Regions from separate parts of the Mus musculus genome. Here regions 1 and 3 are each linked to region 2. A link is a contact called in ENCODE POLR2A ChIA-PET data. All regions are on one chromosome and are shown on one strand. The core of a region is the stretch at or near the end of the contact, and the rest is flanking DNA. Distances in the headings are between cores, read along the strand shown. Region 1 holds the start of H3f3a (H3.3 histone A). Region 2 holds the start of Lin9 (lin-9 homolog (C. elegans)). Region 3 holds the start of 2900024J01Rik (a long non-coding RNA gene).

Evidence for each region. ChIA-PET counts read pairs that join two places held with the same protein, here RNA polymerase II (POLR2A).
Region 1: POLR2A ChIA-PET joins it to region 2 with 13 read pairs in embryonic stem cell. The contact joins the promoter of H3f3a here to the promoter of Lin9 in region 2. POLR2A ChIA-PET finds 5 or more read pairs at or near these places in 4 of 5 experiments (Patski and embryonic stem cell).
Region 3: POLR2A ChIA-PET joins it to region 2 with 15 read pairs in Patski. The contact joins the promoter of 2900024J01Rik here to the promoter of Lin9 in region 2. POLR2A ChIA-PET finds 5 or more read pairs at or near these places in 3 of 5 experiments (Patski and embryonic stem cell).

Annotation. Positions count from the first base shown.
Region 1 is chr1:180,812,292-180,814,991 of GRCm38, reverse strand. It overlaps H3f3a (H3.3 histone A), which reads left to right and starts at 1,387. Exons shown (of 4, transcript NM_008210.5): 1 at 1,387-1,521.
Region 2 is chr1:180,639,859-180,642,558 of GRCm38, reverse strand. It overlaps Lin9 (lin-9 homolog (C. elegans)), which reads right to left and starts at 1,409. Exons shown (of 15, transcript NM_001103182.2): 1 at 1,162-1,409. The coding sequence starts at 1,240.
Region 3 is chr1:180,776,619-180,779,352 of GRCm38, reverse strand. It overlaps 2900024J01Rik (a long non-coding RNA gene), which reads right to left and starts at 1,392. Exons shown (of 3, transcript XR_373751.4): 1 at 1,294-1,392.

The DNA.
Region 1 (2,700 bases), core at 138-2,637, 170 kb before region 2:
TCACTGGCAGCTCTGTGGAGGGTTTTTTGCATATGTGCATTTAGGGTAGTATCGCAGATTGCATGTGTTCATCAACACTTAACACTCATTAAATAATAATGAAACAGGAGGCCTGGGTTGTTGTTTTTTTTCCCTCTAGGGTCTGTTCCTCAGTTCAGTGACCTTGGCCAAATCCATTTCTTCTCTCATATCTGATTTCCACATATCTGTTTCAGGATAATGTTCATGATAAGACTGCTTTGAGAGGTCTTCAGATTACATGTATGCTACTGTCCTTCATCAGTACCCTACGGGACCTTTGTGACTCTTCTACCGAAAGCCTTCACCCAGAGTTGTGTAGCCTGGTCAATACCACCTGGGGACGGTTCAGATGTTTGTGGGTCACTTAATGAGAACTTGAGCTATGCAGTCTGTTGCCCAAGCTACTGGGCAGAAGGAAAGCGGGAAACAGCTTTTCCTTCTACCTGCCGTTTCAGCCTCCTGTGTCTGACATTAGACTCTTATGTCACGAGATTTCTGCAGCGCTCCTCCAAACAGCGAAGGGGTGGAAAGGCCTACTCTGCCTTAGACTGCTACAGCTGTGTTGCACATTGTCTCAGAGGCTTACAAAATAACAGCCATCTTGCACCAAGAACCGCGGCCTAGGAAGAGGGCGAGCCCTGTCCCTCGGCCCCGGTGCCACCACCTGCGACGCGCTGACAGTCTCCGCACTGCCCCGCAGGCTGCCCCTCCTCTCCCGGGGCTAGAGTCTGCGACCGACTTGTCCTCAGGCGACTTGGCCCGAGCCTCCGGACCGGCCCGCGCTCGGCGGGGAGCGAAGGCGGGAAGAGGCCCGCGGGTCCCCCGCCCCTGGCGCGCCGCGCGGTCCGAAAGTGGGCGCGGGACTGGGGCTTCCACTTTGCCAGCTAGCTTCCCGCTTGGGCGCGTTTTCAACTGGGGCGCGGCGACCGTACGGTCCCGGCCTTCTCCCCGCCCCCACACGGGCCGGGAACCTCGGGGGCGCGCGCGGGGGCGATGCCCCTCCCCCCGCAGGCCGGGCGCTGGTCCGCAGCCCGCGCCGCCCTCCCCGCCCCCACACCCCCCGCTGTGCACCCCAAAGCTGGGCTTCGGGGGCTCACTTAACGCCTGCGTCCGACGGGGAGGGAGTGTGGGCCGGGGACGGACTAGGGCAGACGGCCCCTCGGCGGGCCCCTCGGCGTGTCTTTTGTGTTTGTACACACCGCGAGAGGCGGCGGGAGGAATGGGCGGGCGGCGCGCGGGGGAGGAGCGAGCGCGCGCCAGCGAACGAGCGCGCGGGGGGAGGGGAGGGGCGGGGCGCGCGGGGGCCCTGGGCGGGGCCGAGCCTTCCCTCCATTGTGTGTGATTGGCTGGAGCGCGGCGCGGGGCGGGGCGGCGTGTGTAGGGGAAAGCCTCGGTGTCAGCCATCTTTCAATTGTGTTCGCAGCCTTCGCCGCGCCGCTGCCGCTCTCCAACGCCAGCGCCGCCTCTCGCTTGCCGAGCTCCAGCCGAAGGAGAAGGGGGGTAAGTTTCTCCGTTTGCCCGCCTTCCCGGAGCCGGGCTCCGCTCGCCGTCGGCCTCGTAGGGGCCCACGGAGGCACCCACAGTCCCCCCGGGCTCGACCCGCAAACTTTTTGGCGCAGAAATGGAGATGGGGAGCGAGTTTGCCTTCCGCGGGCGGTGGCGGCGGCGGCTCCCCGGTCTCTCCGTCTCAGCCCAGCAGTGGCACCGCCGCGGCGTCGAGCCTGTCTCCCTCCGGCGCCGCGGGCTCCTCTTTCTTCGGTGAAATCCCTCCCGCTGCCCCTTCCCGGGACCCCAGACCTTCACCATGTCCCGCGCGAGCCTCTTAACTGCCGCCTCCGGGTCCCAGGCCCCAGTTTTTCGGGCGCAAAGGGGGTAAAATCGCCGCCGCTTTCCACCCCGGGCTAACTCGCTTTTTGCTGCCTCTCCACAGTTGTGCCTGAGCTTCACCATCTTGTCTCTCTTCTCTGGTCACCGACCATATTTTTTTTCCCCCCGTTTCTCTCTTCCCCATTTTAAAATGGAAGGAAAAAATTTTAAGAACATTTTTTTGCCTTTTTTGGAGAAAAAGAAACGATGCTTATGAAATGCAGAAAACAAAAAAAAAGAACTTTTGCATTTTTGGAGAGCGGCACGTGGCAGGGGATGGGGTATTTTCGAACGATTTGCTGTTTGTCTCTCTGGAAGGGAATCGGATACGTTTCCAATTGTTTCCATTTTGTGCTAGTCTTCGGGAGCCGAGTCGCTCGTTGCCAGCGCGGGGTGCGGGGACCGAGACGGGCAGGTCCGGTACCCCGAACCTAGGGACCCAGGGGAGGCAGAACCAAAAGTTTATGTGGTGCTGGGTGGGCCGGGCGGCCGGTGTCGAGCGCTAATTAAGCCTGGGTGCGGGGCAGTCGGCTTCCATAGCGAAGCCCGGGAGGGGGACGGGCTTTGTGGAATGCTCACTGGCGATGGCTGTTGTTCTTGCATTTCGAGACGCCTTTTTGTCAACATAACTATAAAGAAACAAACCTCAAGAATGTTTTTAGATATTTACAGCAACCCAACTGCCAGGCGCGAGAGGGGGGCAGCAAACCGAGCGGGGGGGGGGCGCTGAAACCTTTTTCTTTCTTTTTTTTCTTTTTCTTTTTTTTTTTTTTGGCTGTAATTTGACTCGACCTTTCTGTGTTTGTGGCTTCG
Region 2 (2,700 bases), core at 160-2,659:
AAAACCACTACTTTATTTGTCATAAAAATGATACAATCGTTCTAAATACAGATTGCTCAGTTTGGAGGTTTGTTTGTTTGTTTGTTTTCCAAGACAGGATTTCTCTGTGTAGCCTTGGCTGTCCTGGAGCTTGGTATGTAGACTGGGTGGGCCTCGAACTCGGAGATCCACCTGCCTCTTCCTACCGAGTGCTGAGATTAAAGATGTGCGCCACCACACCTGCGAACCTTTCGTTGACCAAGGGCTACAAATACACACCACAGAGTACGTGTTGCTTCAAGACCATTTTGTAACTAAAATGCCTTTTAATAATGTGTGCAATATGAAAATTACAAAATTGTTCCCTTGTCCTTAGGTCGCAGAGTAGCTGGCTTTACTGTCTGCGGACAGGTGAACATCCGTCTCAGAGGTTGTGAGTATAGAAGGAGAAGTGAGGCAGTGAACAGGGGTGGGTGTCAGGCAGAATAACATACTTATATGGGCTGCGGTGCTCACATCCGTGTGTAATGCCCACCCCACAGTCTAGAGACACATCCACTCAGGAGGGAGACTGGGAATGGGGCTACCTCGGCACTGTATCCCGGCTGGATCATCTCCGGAAAGGTCCAGGGCCACCTGTAGTCCCAGGGGAAGGGGCCAAGCCTGTGTGACACGGAAGAAAACACTTCCAGGATGGACGCGGGGGGTCGGGGGGAGCGATCACAAGTGCCTGCAGAAGCAGGAGCCGTCAGAGGATCAGATCGGAGGCCCGGGGCACCAAGAGGGGCTGTGTCCCCGGTGCCCAGCCCGAGCCCTCCCGGCCCCCGGCCGGCGAGTTACATAACCGGGCGGGCGAGGAGGACGGCGCCCGCAACTGGGGGGCCGCTCTTCGCCCACCCCGGCCGGCGACAGCAGTCGCTCCGGGAGAGCAGCCGCCGACTCCGTCAGGACAGGCTGGACTCCCGGGCTTTCGGTTTCCGGCGCTGGCGCTCGCACAACCCCAGAAACAGACACACAAGACACCATAACAAAGGCGGCGACGCGGCGGCAGCGCCTGAGGAGGAAGGCCGGGGACTGCGGTGGGCTGGCGGCCATCCCACCTGCCCGGCAACCGGACTCGGCCGGTGCGACCCCGGGACGGGCAACCGGCGGGAAGGAGGGCTGCTCTGAGACGCTACTTACTCTCGTCAGGCAACTGGTCGAGCTCCGCCATCTTGAACGAGCCGCGCCGCTTTTTCAAAGGCTGCCCGCCCCGGTGCATTGTGGGGCGGAGACTGTCTGCGAGGGAGGTTCGAATGAGGAGCTCGCGGCCCGCGGCGCCTGCTCCCGCCAGGCCGTCCGGCTCCGCCCGAGCCCGGCGGGAGGGGGCCTCGGGGCCTCGCCCGCACCCCGGGCCGGGCCCGGAGGAGGACAGGGGACGCCTCGCCGAGAGGCCCGGTAGGGCCGAGCGCGGGGGGCGCGGCGCCAGCACCGATGCGCCCGCCCGCGCCGCCCCCCTCGCCTGCGCTCGCTCCCGGCGCGCGGCCCGCGCTGCGGCTGCGGGAACTGCAGGCCGGTTCCCGAGGGGAGCGGGACGCAGGCCCGGGCCGGTGGCGCGGCGGACGAGACCTGGGTTCCTGGTCGCTTGGCACGGAGGGGGCTCTGCCCAAAGTAACGTGGACTCGGCTCCCCAGATCGCGTTTCTCCGGCGCCCCGGCCCCTGCCCTTCCCCCCCACCGAGTGCCCGGGCCGCGGCGTCCGCTTCGCCTGCAGGTCACGGACGCGGGGTCCGGGCGGCCCGGGCCGGAACCTGAGCTGCGAGCGGCCGGGACGAGACCTTGAGAGGTCACCAAGTTGGTGTAGGCCGAGGGCTAGTGAACTGTCCTGCTTTCTTTCTCTAATGCGCTCCACCCGAGACCGGTAGTGAGCTGGGAGCCTCACAGTGACTAAGGATGCTTGGGGAAGACACAAGTGACACTAGCCAAGTGTAATGAAACTGGATGGGGATTCCTCCCTTGCTGAAAGAAGCCGGGAAAGATTTCACGGTTCCCATCTGTAACACTTTCTAGTATTTAAACCACGGTGGCTTTTCAACTACTATTTTTACAAGCGTGGTTGATCTCCGGGGTGGGTCTATTCTCCAGGGATTTATGAGGAGGGGGTAGTCGGCGAATGGAGAATTTAAAACAAAACAAAAACGAGTGGATGAGTGACTTCCACAAACTAAAAAGTTTAAAGATGGTTCAGTGAGGTGAGAGCAGATCTAGACAGGCCAGCCCAGGCTAAGTTGGGCTTGGTAAAAAGAATAAAGCGAGGTCTTAAGTAGTACGAAGGGCAGGCTTTCATTTCTTTTCTAGAACACATTCAAGAATGTGAGGCACAGGTTGGAGAAAGACAAGATGAGACTCTTGGGCGAGCAATAGAGTGGAAGACTTCAGGCTCAGGAAAAGGGCAGCAGGCTGTGAAAGTTAAGGGTGCAACTTGGGCTGCTACTTGTATCAGTCCCAGGCAAGCTTAATACTTGTGCTTCAACTTCTCCTCAGTAAAATGCAGGCAAAAATTCCACTCTTGCTTAATGAGTGGAAAGAACTTATAATGGCTCCTTGCAGCCAGCTGTTTGCTGCTACAGCCTCCAGTTTATAGACAGTAGGGAGTACCGCTGAATCTGGGGTGGAGGGAGGGGCAGGATGGAAAATCCACCTTTCGAGAGGTGAGGGGAAAGACTAGTGCGAGCAAGAGAAG
Region 3 (2,734 bases), core at 143-2,642, 140 kb before region 2:
CTTTCCATCGAGGCCAGCCTGATCTACAGAGAGTTTCAAGCTAGCTACACCTACGCATACTGTACCGTCACGCACTCCATAAGCAGAGGTGGCTGGCTGGTGGTTCCTTCAGGTGTTTTCCCCTGTCTCGCATCTCGCATGGAGACCTGTCTGACCAGTATCTGTTCCGCCCTACCCTTGGATGTCCAATGTGTGCATCAAACCCAGCATGCCCCAAACTGCCGTTCTGACTCCCACACCACCGGTGGAACCAGCAGGGCCAGTCTTCATCTTTGGGAGTGAGCCTGTGAGGCTGGCTTGCTCTTTCCCAACCACCCAGTCCCAACACTAAACACGTCTACACAGCTCTGTCCTGCTCCATCCTCTTCCTGCCTCTCCTCCCGTGAGCTTCCATGGCCATCTGCCCACATGTATGTTTCAATTCTGTCTTTTTTTTTTTTTTTTCAAGTTTTGGGAAAGAGGATTTTTGTGTTTGCTTTGTAGCGATAATTTGTTTGTTTAAGTCAAGGGCTCAGTACCTGGCTAACTTTACCTATGGGAGATCCTCTTCCCTCTGCCTCCAGAGTGCTGGAATTACAAGCTTCCCACCACATCGGCTTCAATAAATATTTTCAATGAATGATGACTTTCAGGTGGGAAAACACCTCCAACCAATCTAGAACAGGCGCCCTGTCCAGAGTTGTAAAAAAAAAAAAGGGTTTGGGAACTCCAGCCACCGTACGGGGAGTGAGCCTCCTGCGGAGGCACTGGGACCTGACTATCCGCAAGATGCAGGCATGGACTGACCACACAGCGCCCAAGCGGCCGGTGGGACGCTTCCTGATCCGTCCTCTCTTGGCGACTGGGAAAGAGAGAGGTGGCTTTGGCTACAACTGCTTCTGGGCCAGGTAATTCTAGAGAAAGGAATGACGCGCACCTATGGGCACCAGCTGCAGAGTTGTTTGGGTGCTCCTAAGTGACCAAAGGTCCCCGAAGCCCGATCCGGAGGAGGAGCTACGGCCGCTGCATACGGGCGGGGTGGCCCAGGGCGTGCGCGCTCCCGAGGAATGGCAATCGGGCGTCGCGGCTCCAACGCCTAATTTACCAAGGCGAGCCCAGCCCTGCCCTACGGTGTCTGTGACCTGCCCACCGAGTGGGTCCCCAACCAATGAACCTCAGCTCTCGTGAGCCACAGCTCCATGGGTCCCAAATGTCCCTGGCTCCTGTGGGTCCCAGGCTTCCCCGTCGCCTGCCCCGGCAGACAAGGAGGGGTCATTTACCGCGAAGACGAAAATCTTTCCAGGAAGTTTGTACCTATTAATATTGCTGTTCCTGGCAGCAGCTCTCCGCGCGGGGCGGGGGCAGGGCAGACCCTGCAGCTGCTTCTACCGCCTAGTGTCCGCCTCTGGCCCGGGACAAGGAGCGGAGGGCAGCTCTAGGTCCCCACGCCTACGGCGGGGGCAGGACCTGCTCGGATGCTCAAGGCGCCAGAGCCCAGCGGCTTGCCCGCGAGCAGCGCGCGGTGGGACCCGGAAGATCCCGAGGCCAAGGCGCAAACCAAGAGCTGGGACTCGGGAGGGGGAAGGGAGAGGGAAGAGAGGGATCCTTGCATCGGTTACCAGAGGCCGCTAGGCCGCGCCGTTCCCCCAAAAGAAAGCTGGTCCCGGAAGCAGGTATGCTCCTGCAGTGGGAGACCATGAGCCTCGGGGCCCTGGAGAGGTTGGGACCCTGGTTCTGACCTTGCTATGGTTTCACAGCCGCAAGGCGCTGCAGCAGAAATTTGATATTCGAAAGCTTGTGGCCTCCTCGCCACCACCTTGCAAGACTGTCTCCAGTCACAGACACAGACATTAGAGGTCGTAGTGTTGTTTTGTTACTCAGTGCAAGGCCTGGTGTGTACAACAGGATCTCTTAGAAAGAAGCACAGCTGTTTTCCTGCAGTAGCGGCCCCGGAACCACACGACCGGCAGCTCCAGCCCCAGACCACAGCTCGCTGGATTTTCAGAAGTTCCTTGGGCCAGAAGTGCCAGCCAGATCACTCTTTCTCTCAGGTCACATATGGTACATAAATCACTTTGCAAAAGAACCTTAATTTATGACTCTTTTGGGTGTTTATGTAGATAAGCAGTAATTTAGTCATCCCTGAAGTGGTGATCCCTGGACACCTCAAGTGTTAACTGTCCAGAGTATGAATTAAAGTCCCTGTGTCACACCGTCTCTTCCTCAGAATTCTAGAGTCCTCTGCAGGGTGCTCTGGTAATCATCTTCCTCCTCCTCCTCCTCCTCCTCCTCCTCCTCCTCCTCCTCCTCCTCCTCCTCCTCCTCCTCCTTCTTCTTTCCCGAGACAGGGTTTCTCTGTGTAGCCCTGGCTGTCCTGGAATTCACCCTGTAGACCAGGCTGGCCTCGAACTCAGAAATCCGCCTGCCTCTGCCTCCCAACGTGCTGGGATTAAAGGTGTGCACCACCACTGCCCCGCTCTGTTAATCTTCTTGCTCAGGATGACCAGGCCTATTCTGTGCAGGGACTCTGTCCAGCTCTGCGTGGAGGGCAGTGCCCACAAGTCACCAGTATTGAGACACGGAAGGACAGAGGTAAAGTATTTATTTCCTAATGTCCGCCTTCCAGCCTTCAGGGTCTCTTGGAAGCTCAGGGCCCATGTGGTTCTCCCAGATGGCTTGCACTAGCTTGACAGGGGACTGTGCCAGAATCTGGCGTCTTAAGGTAGGGTTCACCAACTAAATAGTTTTCCCTTAG